Regions from separate parts of the Homo sapiens genome. Here region 2 is linked to region 1. Evidence: read pairs that join two places in POLR2A ChIA-PET (ENCODE). Cell type or tissue: A673. All regions are shown on one strand.

Evidence for each region. ChIA-PET counts read pairs that join two places held together with the same protein. Peaks named below come from ENCODE experiments on the same cell type or tissue, not always from the same donor. Only the 100,000 strongest peaks of a DNase experiment are listed, where the experiment ranks them.
Region 2: POLR2A ChIA-PET joins it to region 1 with 18 read pairs; 7 of 35 experiments call an interaction of 5 or more read pairs at or near these places.

The regions. Positions count from the first base shown.
Region 1 is chr1:211,145,544-211,153,543 of GRCh38, reverse strand. No RefSeq gene overlaps it. Among named protein-coding and RNA genes, the nearest start is that of KCNH1, 15 kb to the right of the region's middle. In A673, no CTCF peak of the experiment used is centred here; no DNase peak of the experiment used is centred here; H3K27me3 peaks cover 1,845 bases.
Region 2 is chr1:210,596,639-210,604,638 of GRCh38, reverse strand. All of the region lies in intron 10 of HHAT (hedgehog acyltransferase), which reads right to left. Among named protein-coding and RNA genes, the nearest start is that of HHAT, 270 kb to the right of the region's middle. RefSeq lists enhancers at 5,737-6,597, 6,598-7,459. In A673, no CTCF peak of the experiment used is centred here; DNase peaks (open chromatin) are centred at 3,978, 6,318 and 6,668; H3K27me3 peaks cover 2,426 bases.

The sequences.
Region 1 (8,000 bases):
TCTGTTGTATGTTTTTTGATTTGAGGTTACCCCAAGTATTACAAATGATATTTAAAAACCCATTTTTAAGCTGATGACAACTTAACGATGATTGCATAAACAAACTAATGAGCAAAGAGACAGCTAATAAATACTCTACAGTTTAAATTCATCCCCCTGCTTTGGCTGGGCGTGGTGGCTCATGTCTGTAATCCCAGCACTTTGGGAGGCTGAGGTGGGTGGATCACTTAAGGTCAGTAGTTTGAGACCAGCCCAGTCAACGTGGTGAAACCCTGCCTCTACTAAAAAAATACAAATATTAGCTGGGTGTTATGCAAATGCTTGTAATCCCAGCTACTTGGAAGATGGAGGTGGGAGGAGCCTTTGAACCCAGGAGGCGGAGGTTGCAGTGAGCCGAGATCGTGCCACTGAACTCCAGCCTCAGCGACAAAGCAAGACTCCATCTCAACATAAATAAATAAATAAATATATAAATTCATCCCCCTGCTTTTTAACTTTTTGTTTCCATTTATATCTTATTGTACTGTCTTGAAAATTTGATATAATTATTATTTTTGATCAGTTCATCTTTTAGTCTTTCTACTTGAGATCTGAGTACTTTACACACCACAATTACAGTGTTATAATATTCTGTGTATTTAGTATTACCAGTGAGTTTTGTACCTTCAGTGATGTCTTCTTGCTTATTAACATTCCTTTCTTTCAGATTAAAGAACTCTGTTAGTATTTCTTGTAGGACAGGTCTGGTGTTTATGAGATCCCTCAGCTTCTGTTTGGGAAAGTCTTTATTTCTTTTTCATGTGGGAAGGGTATTTTCTCTAGATATACTATTCTAGGATAAAAGTTTTTCCTTCATCACTTTATTTATTTATTTTATTAAAAAATTTTTTTTGAGACAGAATCTCACTCTGTTTCCTAGGCTGAAGTGCATGGCACAATCTCAGCTCACTGCAACCTCTGCCTCCCTGGTTCAAGAGATTCTCCTGCCTCAGCCTCCCAAGTAGCTGGGACTACAGGCATATGCTACCACTCCTGGCTGATTTTTTTATATTTTTAGTAGAGATGGGGTTTCACCAAGTTGGCCAGGCTGGTCTTGAACTCCTGACATCAGGCGATACACCTGCCTCAGCCTCCCAAAATGCTGAGATTATAGTCCTTCATCACTTTAAATATGTCATGCCGCCTTCTTCTGGCCTGTAACGTTTCCACTGAAAAGTCTTCTGCCAGACATATTGGTACTCCATTGTGTGGTTATTTGTTTCTTTTCTCTTGCGGCTTTTAGGATCCTTTCTTTATCCTTGATCTTTGGTAGTTTATTAAATGCTTTGAGGTAGTCTTCTTTGGGTTAAATCTGCTTAGTGTTCAGTAACCTTCTTGTACTTGAATGTTGATGTCTTTCTCTGATATTATGCCTTTGAATAAACTTTCTACTCCTATCTGTCTCAATCTCCTTTTAAAGGCCAATAACTCTTAGATTTGCCCTTTTGAGGCTATGTTTTTGATCTTTTAGGTATGCTTCATTCTTTTTCTTTTTTATTTATTTATTTTGTATCCTCTGTATATTTTCTAATAGTCTATCTTCGAGCTCATTATGTCTTTCTTTTGTTTGATCAATTCTGCTGTTATGAGACTCTGATACTTTCTTCAGTATATCAATCGCTTTTTTTTTTTTTGAGACAGGATCTCTGTTACCCAGGCTAGAGTGCAGTCATGTGATCTTGGCTCACTGGAACCTCCACGTCCCGGGTTCAAGCAATTCTCCTGCCTCAGCCTCCTGAGTAGCTGGGAATACAGGCATGTGCCATCACACTCTACTAATTTTTGTATTTTTGGTAGAGATGTGGTTTCATCATGTTGGCCAGGCTGGTCTTGAACTCCTAACTTCAGGTGATTCACCTGCCTAAGCCTCCCAAAGTGTTGGGATTACAGGTGTGAGCCGCTGCATCTGGCCTCAATTGCATTTTCAACTCCAGAATTTCTTCTGGATTCTTTTAAATTATTTTAATCTCTTTGTTAAATCCTATCTGTTAGGATTCTGAATTCCTTCTTTGTGTTACCTTGAATTTCATTGGGTTTCCTCAAAACGGCTATTTTGAATTCTCTCTCTGTAAGGTCACATATCTCTGTGTCTCTGTGATTGGTCACTAGTACCTTATTTTTATTTATTTATTTATTTGAGATGGAGTCTCACTCTGTCACCTGGGCTGGAATGCAGTGGCGTGATCTCGGATCACTGCAACCTCCGCCTTCTGAGTTCAAGCCATTCTCCTTCTTCAGCCTCCCGAGTAGCTGGGATTACGGGTGCTTGCCACCTGTCGCAGGTAAGTTTTTGTATTTCTAGTAGAGACACGGTTTCACCATCTTGGCCAGGCTGGTCTTGAACTCCTGACCTCATGATCCACCCACCTCGGCCTCCCAAAGTGCTGGGATTACAGGTGTGAGCCACCACGCCAGGCCAAGTCACTAGTACGTTATTTAGTTTGTTTGGTGAGGTCATGTTTTCCTGAATGTTCTTGATGCTTCTCAATGTTTGTCAGTGTATGGGCATTGAATAGTTAAGTATTTATTGAAATCTTCATAGTTTGGGCTTCTTTGTACCCATCCTTCTTAGGAGGGCTCTCCAGGTATTTGAAGGGACTTGGATGTTGTGATCTAAGTTTTTTGGCCACTGTAGCTGTATCTGCATTAGGGGGCACCCCAAGCTCAGTATTTCTGTGTCTCTTGCAGACATTTTGTGGTACCTCCCTGGTGGTCTTGGATAAGATCCAGAAGAATTCTCTGGACTACCAGGAAGACTCTTGTTCTCGCCCTTATTTTCTTCCAAATAAATGGAGTCTCTCTCTCTCTGTTCTCTCTCCAGTTTCCTGGAGCTGAGGTGGGGTGACACAAGCACCCCTGTGACCACCACCACTGGGACAGCACTGAGTCTCACTCAAGCCTCGTGGTAACCACTGCCTGTACTGCCTGCTTTTCGTTGAAGACTTCCTTGAGTTATCTTTTTGGTCCATATTACAAAGAACTTTTTGTACTCTCCCTCCTTCTACCACCTTATGCTCCTCTCTCTTTCCCCATTTGATTTACCTATTCTGCTTCTCAGCAATTAACCTTCTTTTCTTGTAGGTACTCTGATATAGTTTGGATGTTCCCTCTAAATCTTATATAATTTCCAGTGTTGGAAGTGGGCATGGTGGGAGGTATTTAAATCATGGGGGTGGATTTCTTATGAATAGTTTAGCCCCATCCACTTGGTGCTGTCTATGTGATAGTGAGTGAGTTCTCATGAAATCTGGTCTTAAAAGTGTGTGGTACCTTCCCCCTACTCTCTCTCACTTGCTCCCATTCTCGCTATGTGAGACTGTGTCCCCCCTTCACCTTCTGCCATGTTTGAAAGCTCCCTGAGGCTTCACTAGAAGCCCAGCTGATGCCAACACCATGCTTCCTGTAAAGCCCACAGAACCATTAGCCAATTAAACCCCCTTTCTTTATAAATTACCCAGTCTCAGGTATTTCTTTATAGCAATGCAAGAAAGGATTAATACATACTCCCAACTCATCTGTTTAATAACCTATCAGCAATTTGTCCAGAATAAGTATTTAGTTAAAGTGTGGTTTTTCAAAATAATTCACTTCTTATCCCTCTTGAACAAAATCAAGAAAACATTTTCTTGAGTTTAGGATTTTAGTTCCTCTAGTTTTTAATTCAGTGGGGCTTGGAAACTTGAACTAACTTTAGCTACAGTTTCCTAAGATATTTTTTCCATATTTTAGACTTCAATTTCTTCTTTATGATGGTAAAAAGTTGACTACAGTTCAAATATTATTCTCTTTAATAAAGTAGGTAAGAGCAAAAAGGATATTGAGGAATTCCATATTCTTAGAATTCCATATTTTCTGTAGTCTGTTACATTTATATGTATGCATATACTCCAAATGGTGGTCCTCTGCTTTACATAGCATTTTCCACAGGTTCTCAGAATATTAAAGGAATTAGTCTCTGGCATTTGTTCCCCAGGTTGATACAGCTATTTGTCATTTATCTTTTTTTTTTTTTTTTTTTTTTTGAGACGGGGTCTGACTGTGTTGCCAGGCTGGAGTGCAGTGGTGCGATCTTGGCTCACTGCAACCTCCGCCTCCTAGGTTTGAGCCATTCTCCTGCCTCAGCCTCCCAAGTAGCTGGGACTACAGGCACGTGCCACCACGCCTGGCTAATTTTTTTATTTTTAGTAGAGATGGGGTTTCACCATGTTGGCCAGGCTATTCTAGAACTCCTGACCTCAAATGATCCGCCCACCTCGGCCTCCCAAAGTGCTGGGATTACAGGCATGAGCCACCGCGCCCAGCTGGTATTTATCTTTTGTTATTTCTGTACTTACACGTTCTTCAAAAGAGGAACTATTTGAAGAGCTATAGATGCTCTGGTTTCTTTATGTTCCTCTTCACTTTCTTTCGTATCAAGATGATTTATCAGAGTACTTTTTTTTTTTTTTTTTTTTGAGTCGGAGTCTCTCTCTGCCGCCCAGGCTGGAATGCAGTGGCACGATCTCAGCTCACTGCAAGCTCCGCCTCCCGGGTTCACGCCATTCTCCTGCCTCAGCCTCCCGAGTAGCTGAGACTACAGGTGCCCGCCACCACGCCCGGCTAGTTTTTTTTTGTATTTTTAGTAGAGACGGGGTTTCACTGTGTTAGGCAGGATGGTCTCGATCTCCTGGCCTCGTGATCCGCTCGCCTTGGCCTCCCAAAGTGCTGGGATTACAGGCGTGAGCCACCGCGTACTTTTAGAACTGTGTTGTAATAGTGAATAGTTTCTTTATGCAGGTAAATTGAATTAAGGCTCCTGAGTATTCATTCTATGTAGTTGTTACTAAAAGATAGTTTACTAAGTGACCTGCTAGGTAGCCATAGAGGAGGCTGTTAATGCTGACACAGTATTTACAGAAAAGGATGACCACAGCGAGTAAACAAAGTGGCATTTGAAGCGCAGAGGCAAGCAGACCCCATGCTGGTGAAGAGAAAATCTGTGATAACAAGAACATGTGTAGTGTAAATAAACCAAAGCTATCCAAACACACCAACGATTCCCCAGTGACTTAAAAGCACAAAGAGGAGTAGTTATTCAGCGGGATTCAAAATTTTAAATTCTGAATCTTGCCCAGTGTTATGCAGAGAGCGCAATCCCTTTATGTTGCTCTCCTGGACTCTCTGGCTATAGCTGGACAATCATTTGTGTGGTTGAGGTTATAAAAACTGCTGCCCTCAAGGCTCTGGGGGAGTCGGCATTGCTGGCCTGGGGAAGGAGAGAAAGGCACTACCTGAGGTAGGCACTGTAGTGGGTGGAAAGCCAGTCTGGGGCAGGCAGGTATAACCTTAAGCATTGTCATGCAATAGAAACCCTTAAGGCCTCTGCCCACCTCTTCTCTTAGGAGACCTCTGCTACAACATCCTGGAAAGATTAAGGTGGGTTGGGAGGACTTTAGCTTCCAAGATAAACTCTTACAATTCATGGGTTTTCTTCCTTCTCCTCTCATGCAGTGAGTGACCTTCCCCTCAAAGAGCCCCTGAATTGCAGGCAGTTTAGCTGCATATACTGTTTTTAGAACAGTAAAAGGGAATGGCACAGCATGAAGTGTATGAACAAAATCAAGCAAACAATGGTATGCCAGACATTGCTCTTGTTCCTTTATATTTATTAATTTATTTAATCACTCCTTGTTACAACCAAGTGAAGTAGATAATATATTATTCTCATTATTCAGATGTGTTGATTATATGAAATTACACATATTATCCCATATTATTCAGGTATGCAGTCTTGCAAAGCAGTAATCCATTAAAAAAAACTTTTCTCATTTTATACAATTTACAGTCATAGCTAATCCCAAACATTGATGAGAATTAGGGAAAGGCAGTCCCTGTTTCAGGTTAATTGAGTCAACTTTTGCCCTCTAGACCAAGACATTTTTTCCCCTGATCCTCTTTTAATTTCTGAAAAAATAAATTCCATGTATGAAGGTTGACCATGTCCTTCTGCAGCTGCCCACACCTGGAGATGTAGATTAAGCATTTGACACCACTATTGAAATCACACTGAATCTTCCAACCTCCTATAGATTATGTTTAACACACCTTGATCTGTTTCCTTATTTGTTGATCTATCCATCATCTTACCTGGCATACAGCCATGGTAGCAGGTCCTTAGATGTCTTTGAGTGTCTTATGTTTGATGACAATCGTTGGCTTACATAGGGTGGTAATAGGGCTCCTTTAAATTTTTTTTTTTTGATTATTTGAAACTTATATGTCAGGGTAATGAAACTTAACCTTGGTTTTTGTGATTACTGAGGATGTTTCTTGCTATCCCCAAAAGCCGTCAGCACTATCACTGTTCCTGTATGAATAATAACAGGTAATGCAGATACAGTGCTTGTGTTGTCCCAGGCACTGTTCTAATTACTCTATGCATATTATAAAATTTAACCCTCATAATACCCTATGCAAGCTAAATGAATTTGACTTGTTTCCTTCTTTGCATCATTTTTTTCTAAGTCCAAGTCTCATGTGGATGCAACTGAGTAGAGGACCCTAGATCACGTGGTTAAACTTGATTGTGAGAGGGGCTGGCAATATAGGTCCTGGTCTTTGACTTGGGCAGGTAAGGGGTGGGATTCATAATCAAGGAAATGAACACAATATAGAAATGCACCTAAAAGATGTTGGAAAACCATAAATATCAATAATGCCACTACAAAGACACAGAAGAAAAAAATAAAAAATACGGAATCACAGAAGCCAATGGAAAAGTATGCTATAAATGCCACCAAGAGGTCTGGTAATATGAAGGCTGAAAAATGTCTCCTGGCTTTAGTGATATGGAGGCCATTAATAACCTTAGTGAGAACCATTTCATTAGAGTGATGGGAGGGAAAGCAGATGTATTGAGTTGAAGAAAGAATAGGATGTAAGGGAATGGAAATAGTCCAGGCAATTCTTTAAAGATTGACAGTGAAGAAGAGGAGGAGAAATATAGGAGAGCAGCTGGTAGTCAGAAATGCTGTCAGGGGATTTTACTTTTTAATACTAATATGAAGGATTCAGTAGAGAGAAAGTGACAGGGGATGGCATTCAGAGCACACTACTATTTCGAAAGGTGGAAAAGATGAGGGGATGTTAGTTAGCAATTATAAGCAGGTGTTTGTGGTAGAAGCACAAGGGAACTCATACCATTGGCTTTTAGTTTTGGGAAGTGGGGTGCAAAACTGAAATTGGGAGTGAGAAGGAAGGAAAAAGGTTTAAAAGGGCGAAGAGTAGAAAGCAAGCTTATTTAGAGCAGTATAACATGACTGCCAGACAGTGTTGAAGGCTCCGGTGGAACAGGAAATCATTAAGGGATAGTGATGCCAACCTGGCCTGTTTTGCAACTTCATCCAGCATGGCTTAGCTGCCTGGATGCCTGCCAAGAGAAAGTAGATAGTGTGTTTATCTCGAATAAGGCATTATGAAAAGATAGAGAGGCCAGGTAAGATACTAGTGAGAAAGTTACTAAAATGACAGATCATGCCATCTAAGCTGAATAACTTGGGAAGTAAAGGTTGTGGTGGTGCGGTAGTGGTTAATGAATTAAGTAACCTGAGTATCCCAAAGATACGGAAGAATGTGGTAGACAATGGTTGATAGATGTTTAGGGTCAAAAGTAGATGTGGTAAGCAGCCTCTAAGAAAGTGGTCCCGGCCTCCTGGTATTCATGCCCTTGTGTCATCCCTTCCCCTTGAGTGTGAGCTTGATTTTTAATAAACAGAATATAGTAGAAGTGATGGGGATGGAAGGTTACTTCTGAGATTAGGTCACAAAAAGAGTGTGTTGGGCCGGGCGTGGTGGCTCATGCCTGTAATCGCAACACTTTGGGAAGCTGAGGTGGGTAGATCACTTGAGGTCAGGAGTTTGAGACCAGCCTGGCCAACATGGTGAAACCCTGTCTCTACTAAAAATACAAAAATTAGCCAGGT
Region 2 (8,000 bases), 550 kb after region 1:
GTTAGACAACAGTATACATTTACTGTAGCAAAAGTTGAAAATATAAATAAGCAAAAATAAGAGACTATGTATCACAAATAATACCACCAGTAAGAGTTAACCACCACAATTATTTTAGTATATAACCTTTCACATACTTTTCTGTGTATGTGTATTTTTAAATAAAATAAGGTTTTATTAAATCTATCATTCTTTGGTGATCATTTAAAACTAATATGTCAAGAACATATTCCCTCTCAATAAAACTATTTTAGGCTGGGCGCAGTGACTCAGGCCTGTAATCCCAGCACTTTGGGAGGCCGAAGTGGGCAGGTCATGAGGTCAGGAGATCGAGACCATCCTGGCTAACATGGTGAAACCCTGTCTCTACTAAAAATACAAAAAAAAAAAAAATAGCTGGGCTTGGTGGCATGCACCTGTAGTCCCAACTACTCGAGAGGCTGAAGCAGAAGCTTCACTTGAACCTGGGAGGTGGAGGTTGCAGTGAGCCTAGATTGCACCACTGCACTCCAGGCTAGTGAGACTCTGTCTCAAAACAAAACAAAACAAAACAAAAAAACTATCTTAACATCACTGTTAATAGCTGCAGTCAGTTTGATGGATGAACTTCACCTTTTATATTATACCCTTGCTTCCCACCCTTCCGCAGACAGTCAGTGTCTGTTCCAGCAATTACTCCAGCCTATTAGGTAAACTACAAGTTTGACACCAGAAGAAAAAGCAAGATCCAACTTAAATTGTGTTTCAATACATGTCAGTAATCACAAGTATATTGATACCAACCCAGCTTATCTCTAACAAGGCCAGCAGCTGCTCGAAAGGCTTTTTAAAGCAGAGTTTATTTCTAGGTCTTGGAAGGAATGTGAGATACTTTAGAAGAATTTTATTTTGGAAGTCCTGCACATCTCTGCCTTAGATCTTTAAAAATCAGTACATAGGCATGCACACACACACGTTGCACACATATAGTCACAGCATATGTACATATATAAATACACATTGTAAAAATATATTGCAGTGAGTATGTGCATATTATTTTAGGAAGAAACAAGGGGGCTATTTTTCTTTCCATCAGTAACAGGAACACTGGAAATTCAAGCTTTGTCACCTCCAGTGGGTAATTTGGATTTAGGGGAGAAAAAGATACCCAGAATTGGAAAGACACAGCCAAATCTTCAACATATACATACTAAGATTATTTATTTTTCCCAAGTTCATCTATGGAAAGCTGCTAGGCACTAGACTGAGATTAGAGCAACCACCATTCATCTGTGCTGCAGAAACAGAGACCAGAGACTCACAGATAAAGAATCAAACTCCACAAACCACCGAGAAAAGCCAGTTTCAACCATTTACATTCACACTATGGATCTCATCTTTGGCTCAGTACTCGTTCCTGAGATTATGGTTTCTCAGGTGAGAGTTTGCATTAAGCAGGGAGAAGGTATAAGAATGCCATGATAGCAGCCGATGATTGGAGCAGGACACCCGTCTTACTCCAGAAGAAACTGAGCAGCCGAGCAAAGGCAGCAGAAGGCCAAGCACTGGCCAGTCCTGGCGCTCATCAGTCCAGGAATAACTGAAAATGGGTTCTATTTCAAAGCCTTCTATCTGTCAGATAGCCGACTCAGTCATGGAAAGTTAAAAAGAACCCTTGAAAATGCTTTCGCCATACTAAACATATTTGAACTAACATGGAATTATTTTCAGAATTCTACCTCTTAGACCAGAGAGGTTAAGATTCAGGCTTCCAATTCCCACAGAGAAGAAAATGTGTAACCAGCGAATTGCATAGTGTGTTTCCTGCATTGCTAATGATCCTTAGGAGTGGGAGACAATGCTGTGGGGGTGCCAATGGGTCGTAATCCACCAAGGAACACACCGTTCATAACAACACGCATTGCTTTTTTCCAGACCCAGAGGCCCGGGTGAGCACTAATAAGCTGGCACAACAGGCTAATTTGATGTGTGGGATTAATATGTTAATTTAACGCTCTCCTGTTTGGTTAAGTGGTTTCTGTTCCTAAATTTCTAAGCATGGCATTCAAATCCCTTTCTATGGGAACCATGTGGCCTCTCTAACCGCCCTTCTTCCATTTGTCTTGGCAGCCTCGTGACCTGGATACAGAATGCCCATGCCTGACTTCAGGTAGCGCACGCACTGTTCTCCCAGCCTGCAATGCTAGTCTTCTTCTCCCTCCTGACCCTAGCCAAATCCTACTGTTGATTCTCCAGTGTGCTATTCAAGCCTTGGCTCTTTAATGAACCTTTCCCAAAAGCTTAGCTCACACTGACCACCATGAACATCAGGGGCCTCTGTGCCTCATTCTGGCCACTCGCACGTAATGCTTTACAGTGGTCCTCAACTGGTCTGTGCACATCTCACCTCTCCATCTGGATCATAAGCCCCTAGTGGGCAGGGATGAACTCTCACAGCTTTCTTTTCTCACTGCCAGCACTCTCATTTTACTCGACCCCTGAGTAGCATCACCACCGTGGACCACTTCCTCTCCATGAAATCTCCCCTCTTCTTGGTTTCTGTGAAATCACCCTCTAGATTTTCCTCCTCCTCAGCTCCCCCTCGATCCAACTTCTCAATATTGGTGTTCCTTGGCTGCCTTTTCTTCTCTTTGCATGCGTGTGTGCACACATACACACACACACACACTCTCACACACATACTCTCTCTCTCTCTCTCTCTGAGTCTCAAATATTCTCATGGCTCCAAAATATCATCTATATGGTCCCAAATTTCTATCTCTAGCCTGGGCCTTTCTTCTAAGCAATGCCTGGGAAGACTAGGTCAATCAGTATTTTATTATGTTTATAAAGGCAAGTTCATTTGTCTTATAGATCTCTTAGCTCTTCATAGAGAGAAGCTCCCATTTCATGGTTTTATTATGTCTTTAATCCAAAGCAGTCATCATAATATGAGTACTCTGATAGGAGGCCAGGCAAGACACCTTCATTCATGGCAGGGATCATGTCTTATTCAGTTTAGAGTCCTTCAGTAATGTGCAAAGTGTCTTCTACATAAGGTGCTGAGAATTTTTTTCCTAAATGAGTAAGTTAAGAAATGAATAGCCACGTTGACTATGCCTAAGTGGGCTCTGTCGAGAAAGGGTACCATTTTCTGGAGAAAATGGCTTATGTCCAGTAAGTGCTTGATTTCAATTTGTTGAAAGAAATCCAAATGGAGGAGGAATAGAAGGCCATGAGCCATTACCAAATGCCACAGCTCTTCTCAAATTTGCTTTATACTCCCTCAGAGGCTTAGTTGGGGCTTGGACTACTGACCCCTAACGAAAAGGTTTTCTAATCAGGCCAACTAGATATGTATGTCTTGCCAAGCGGTGAGTTAGGATTCCATAGAATCAAATAACCATAGTTTGGATCACGTTGATCAATTTACAATCAACAATACTTTTAAATTGGTTGATTTCTTAAACCCAATTTGGAATTCTCTATCTTCAAAATCAAACTAATCAACATGGCCAATACATTGAATTACCACCACCACAGAGTCTTTGGGTTCTCTCTGATGCCCCAGAACATCAAATCCCTGCCATGACCATCAGACTGATTCTCGGTGGTTTTCACTGGAGGCATGTTTCCTCAATTAAGTGTATAAATAGAAATTTTACTGCTTCAGAAAGGATATAAATCAGCTCAGCAGGACACTCTTGGGGCAAAGAGGCGGAGGCCAGGCTGGGAGAGGAGAACGTATTTAAATTATTCAATGAAATGGAAATCAGGGGTGGGAGTAGGTGAACTATTTGAGATATAGACTCTTCTTTGGGTAGGAATAATCGACAAGCAGCCTGAAGGAGCCTTCCTTCAAAGGAGAGATCAAACTGAGAATTGGCATGAAGTGGTGTCACTTCAAAATGTTTCCTCTGATTAAAATATTTCAATGCTAAACAGAAATCCTCACTCCCTGGAGAGTACTTGTACAGAGAAAAAGCACAGTGCTCCAGCAGTAACTCCTCTACGTCCACCCAGCTTGGGTGCTTTGTGAAAATGCCTTTTGTTAGCTTCCTACAGCTCTGTGCCTCAGTGAGTCACAACCAACAATCCCTCCTCTCATAAAGCAGCAGGCTACCAGGAAGACTAATTCCTCCTTACCCCATTCTTTCCTGTATATGTATTTTGTGCACTGAGCATTATAACAGCATTTTGCCATCACTAGACCTATTTGTATCTATGCTGCTGCTTAGTAAGATAGTCCCCCAATACTCAATAACTCTCAGTTTTAGTTTTTTTCGGTATTCAATCTATATTCTTCATGTTGCTGCCTAAGTCTATTTCATCTTAAACTCCCTCAGTGAGTGAAGTCAGAAAATATCATTCATTCTTTCTTTTATTCAAAAAGGCACTGTGCCAGGAATTGGGATAAGGGTCAAGAATACAGTATTTCTGACCTTATGAGGCTTACAGTTCAGCGAGGGAATAAATTATGTCAAAAATTTCATTTCAACTGTGATAAATATAGCAGAAGAGAACATATACAAGGTACCCAAAATAAATTATCAAATGGGATCTAATTGAGTTAGGAGGGCCAGTGAAGGGTTTCCAAACTAGATATCATTTGAGCTGAAATCTGAAGGATGAATAGGGGTGGAGGGGAAGGAAAGAGAGCATCCTAGGAGATGGAAGTACCTGTGTTGGGGAGCTGAGGCTAGAGGGATCAGGTATGTAATGAACAGAAAGAAGAACAGAGAGGTGAGGGGGGAGGAGTGGGAAGAGGCAGTAAGTGAAAGATCAGATAGGGTGTCATAGGTCATCTTAAATGTTGTGGACCTGGTTCTAAGACAATGGGAGTCACTATAGGATTTAAAAGACAGCAACATGGTTAGGTTTTTATGGAGAAATATCACTCAGGACTATGAGGATAATAAATGGAAGGGGGAGGAAGTGGAAGCAAGGGATTACCTAGAAGCTATTTGGTAGACCAGGAAAGAAATGAGAGCAGCTTGGATTAGGATTTCAGTAGAAATAGAAACAAACAAAAAAATTCGAGATCTACTTAGGAGGTAGAATGTACAGTATATGCAGATCAATCTGAGGGGGAGAGAGGTACAAAGGATAACATAATGGCTTTAGCCTTGAGTAGCTAGATAGATGGTGGTGTCATTTGGGGAAAGAGAGTATGCTGGAATTACTGGGAGGCAGGGGGTCACGAGCTCCATATTACACGTGCAAAGTCTGAGAAACCTGGTAGATTTCCAAGTCAAGAGGTTCAGCAGCCAGTTGTATATATGAGGTGCCAAGGGCATTAATGAAGATCATTCCAAGTAACAGCAGGGTCAGACACACTATATGCCTTTAACCTTTAATGTTTTCTAGAAGTGGGGGTATGTTCTAGAGCTGCACTGTTTAAAATGTTAGCCATTAGCCATATGGGAGATACTGGGATCTAAATTAGTTAAAATTAAATATATTTAAAATCCAGAGTTTAAATAGGCACTAGCCACATTTCAAGTGCTCAGTGGGGCTAGTAGCTACTGTACTGGACAGTGCAATTAACATTTCTGTCACCATAGGAGTTCTATCAGACAACCCTGTTGTAGACGATCAGAGGGCTTCCTATTTACAGCACTCAGCTCTGACAAGTATTTGCGTGAATGTTCAGCTCTCAGTCTACCAACACCAAGAAATAGAATTCTTCTATATTTTGATCCCCAAATAAGGCCTTGGGGTTGAAGATGGAGATATGAAAGAAGTGGGAGGTGAAGCAATATGGCCAAATAGAAGCCTTCACCAATCATTCTCTCTGCAGGAACACCCAATTAAATAACTAGCTACACATAAAAACTCACCTTTATAAGAACCAAAAATTGGATGAGCATCACAGTACCTGGTTTTAACTTTGTATCACTGAAAGTGGCTCTGTAGAGGGTAGGAAAGACAGTCTTAAATTGCAATGCCACCTCTCCTCCATCCTCCAACAGCAGCCACGGGGAGTGACAACTTGTACACTTGGGGGAGAAAGATCACAGTGACTGTGGGACTTGGCACTGGAACTCAGGGCTGCCCTGTCACAGCAGAAAGATGGGCAGAACTCAGCCCAGTGCCTGTGGAGGGGACACTTAGAACAGCCCTAGTCAGAGGGGAAGCATCCATTCCAGTGGTCAGAACTTAGATTCCAGCAACACTTGTCCCCAAGGGCTAAGGGGCTCTAAGGTCATAAATAAACTTGAAAGGCAGTCCAGGCAACAAGGACTAATTCCTGAGCAAGTCCTCATACTTTGCTCAACTTCAAGCCAGTTGATTTTGGGGACACGTGACCTAGTGAGTCACCAGCCAGAGCATCCAAGGGAGTGCTTGCATCACCCGTCCCCCAACCCCAGGCAGCATAGCTCACAGCTCCAAGACAGATTCCTTCCAAACTTCTGCTTGAGAAGAGGAGACAGAAGAGTAAAGACAACTTTGTCTTGCAATTTGGATACGTGCTCAGCCACAGTAAGATAGGGGGCCAGGCAGAGTTTTGAGGCCCCCATCCCAACCCCTACCTCCCAGACATTTCTAGACACACCCTGGGCCAAAAGGGAACCCACTGCTTTGAAGGGAAGGATGCAGTCCTGACAAAATAAATCACCTGTTGACAAAAGAGCCCTTAGGCCCTGAATAATCAACAGTGGTAGCCAGGCAGTGCTTGCTGTGGGCTTTTGGTATGACTCAGAGACTTGCTGGCTTCAGGCATGACATAGCACATTCCCTGTTGTGGTAGCTATGGGGAACTCCTTCTGCTTGAAAAAAGAAGAGGGAAGAGGAAAGAGGACTTTGTTTTGCAGCCAAGGTATCAGCTCACCCACAGTGGAGTAGAGCACCGAGTAGGCTATTGGGGTCCCCAGTTCCAGGTTTTGGCTCAGACATTTCTGTACCTGTCTTGGACTAGAAGGGAGCCTACTGTCCTGAAAGGAAGGACCCAGGCTTGGCAGCATTCATCACAAGCTGAATGAAGAGCCCTTGGACCCTGAATGAACACTGGCAATAGCCAAGCAGTACTTGCCACAAGCCTGGGGTGGTGGTAGCCAAGGGAGAAGACTCCTCTGCTTGTGGAAAGGAGAAGGAAGAGTGGCAGGGACTTTGTATTGCAGCCTGGGTGCCAGCTCAGCTGTAGTAGAATAATGTACCAAGTAGATTCCTAAGGTTTCTGACTCCAGGACCTGGCTCCTGGATGGCATCTTAGGACCCACCCAGGACCAGGAGGAACCCATAACCCTGAAGGGAAGGATACAAGTCTGGCTGCCTTTGCCACCTGCTGATTATAGAACGCTAGGGCCTTGAGCAAACATAGGTGGTAGCCAGGCAGTAGTTATTGTAGGTCATGGGCAAGACCCAGTACTGTGCTAGCTTCAGGTCTGACCCAGTGCAGTCCCAGTAGTGGTGGCCCACAGGAGTTTTTGTGTCACTCCACCTCCAGCTCTAGGCAGTTTAGCACACAGACTCCATTTGTCTGGGAGAAAGTAAGGGAAGAGAACAAGAGTCTTTACCTGACAATCCAGATAATTCTTCTGGATCTTCTCTAAGATAACCAAGATAGTACTTCTATGAGTCTGCAAGACCCACAGTATTACTGGACATGGGGTGCCCCGTAATGCAAATACAGTTAGAGCAACCGAAAACTTAGATCACAATGCCCAAGTCCCTTCAAATACCTGGAAAGCCTTCCCAAGAAGGATAGGCACAAAGAAGCCCAAACTGTGAAGACTACAATAAATACCTAACTCTTCAATGGCCAAATACCAATGCACCATCCACAAGCATGACAACCATCCATGAAAATATGACCTCAGTGAACGAACTAAAGAAGGCACCAGGAGTAAATCACTGAGACACAAAGATATGTGACCTTTCAGGCAGAGAATTCAAAATAGCTACTTTGAGGAAACTAAATGAAGTTCAAGACAAAACAGAGAAGGAATTCAAACTACTATCAGATAAATTTAACAGACACTGAAATAATTAAAAAGAATCAAGCAGGAATTCTGAAGATG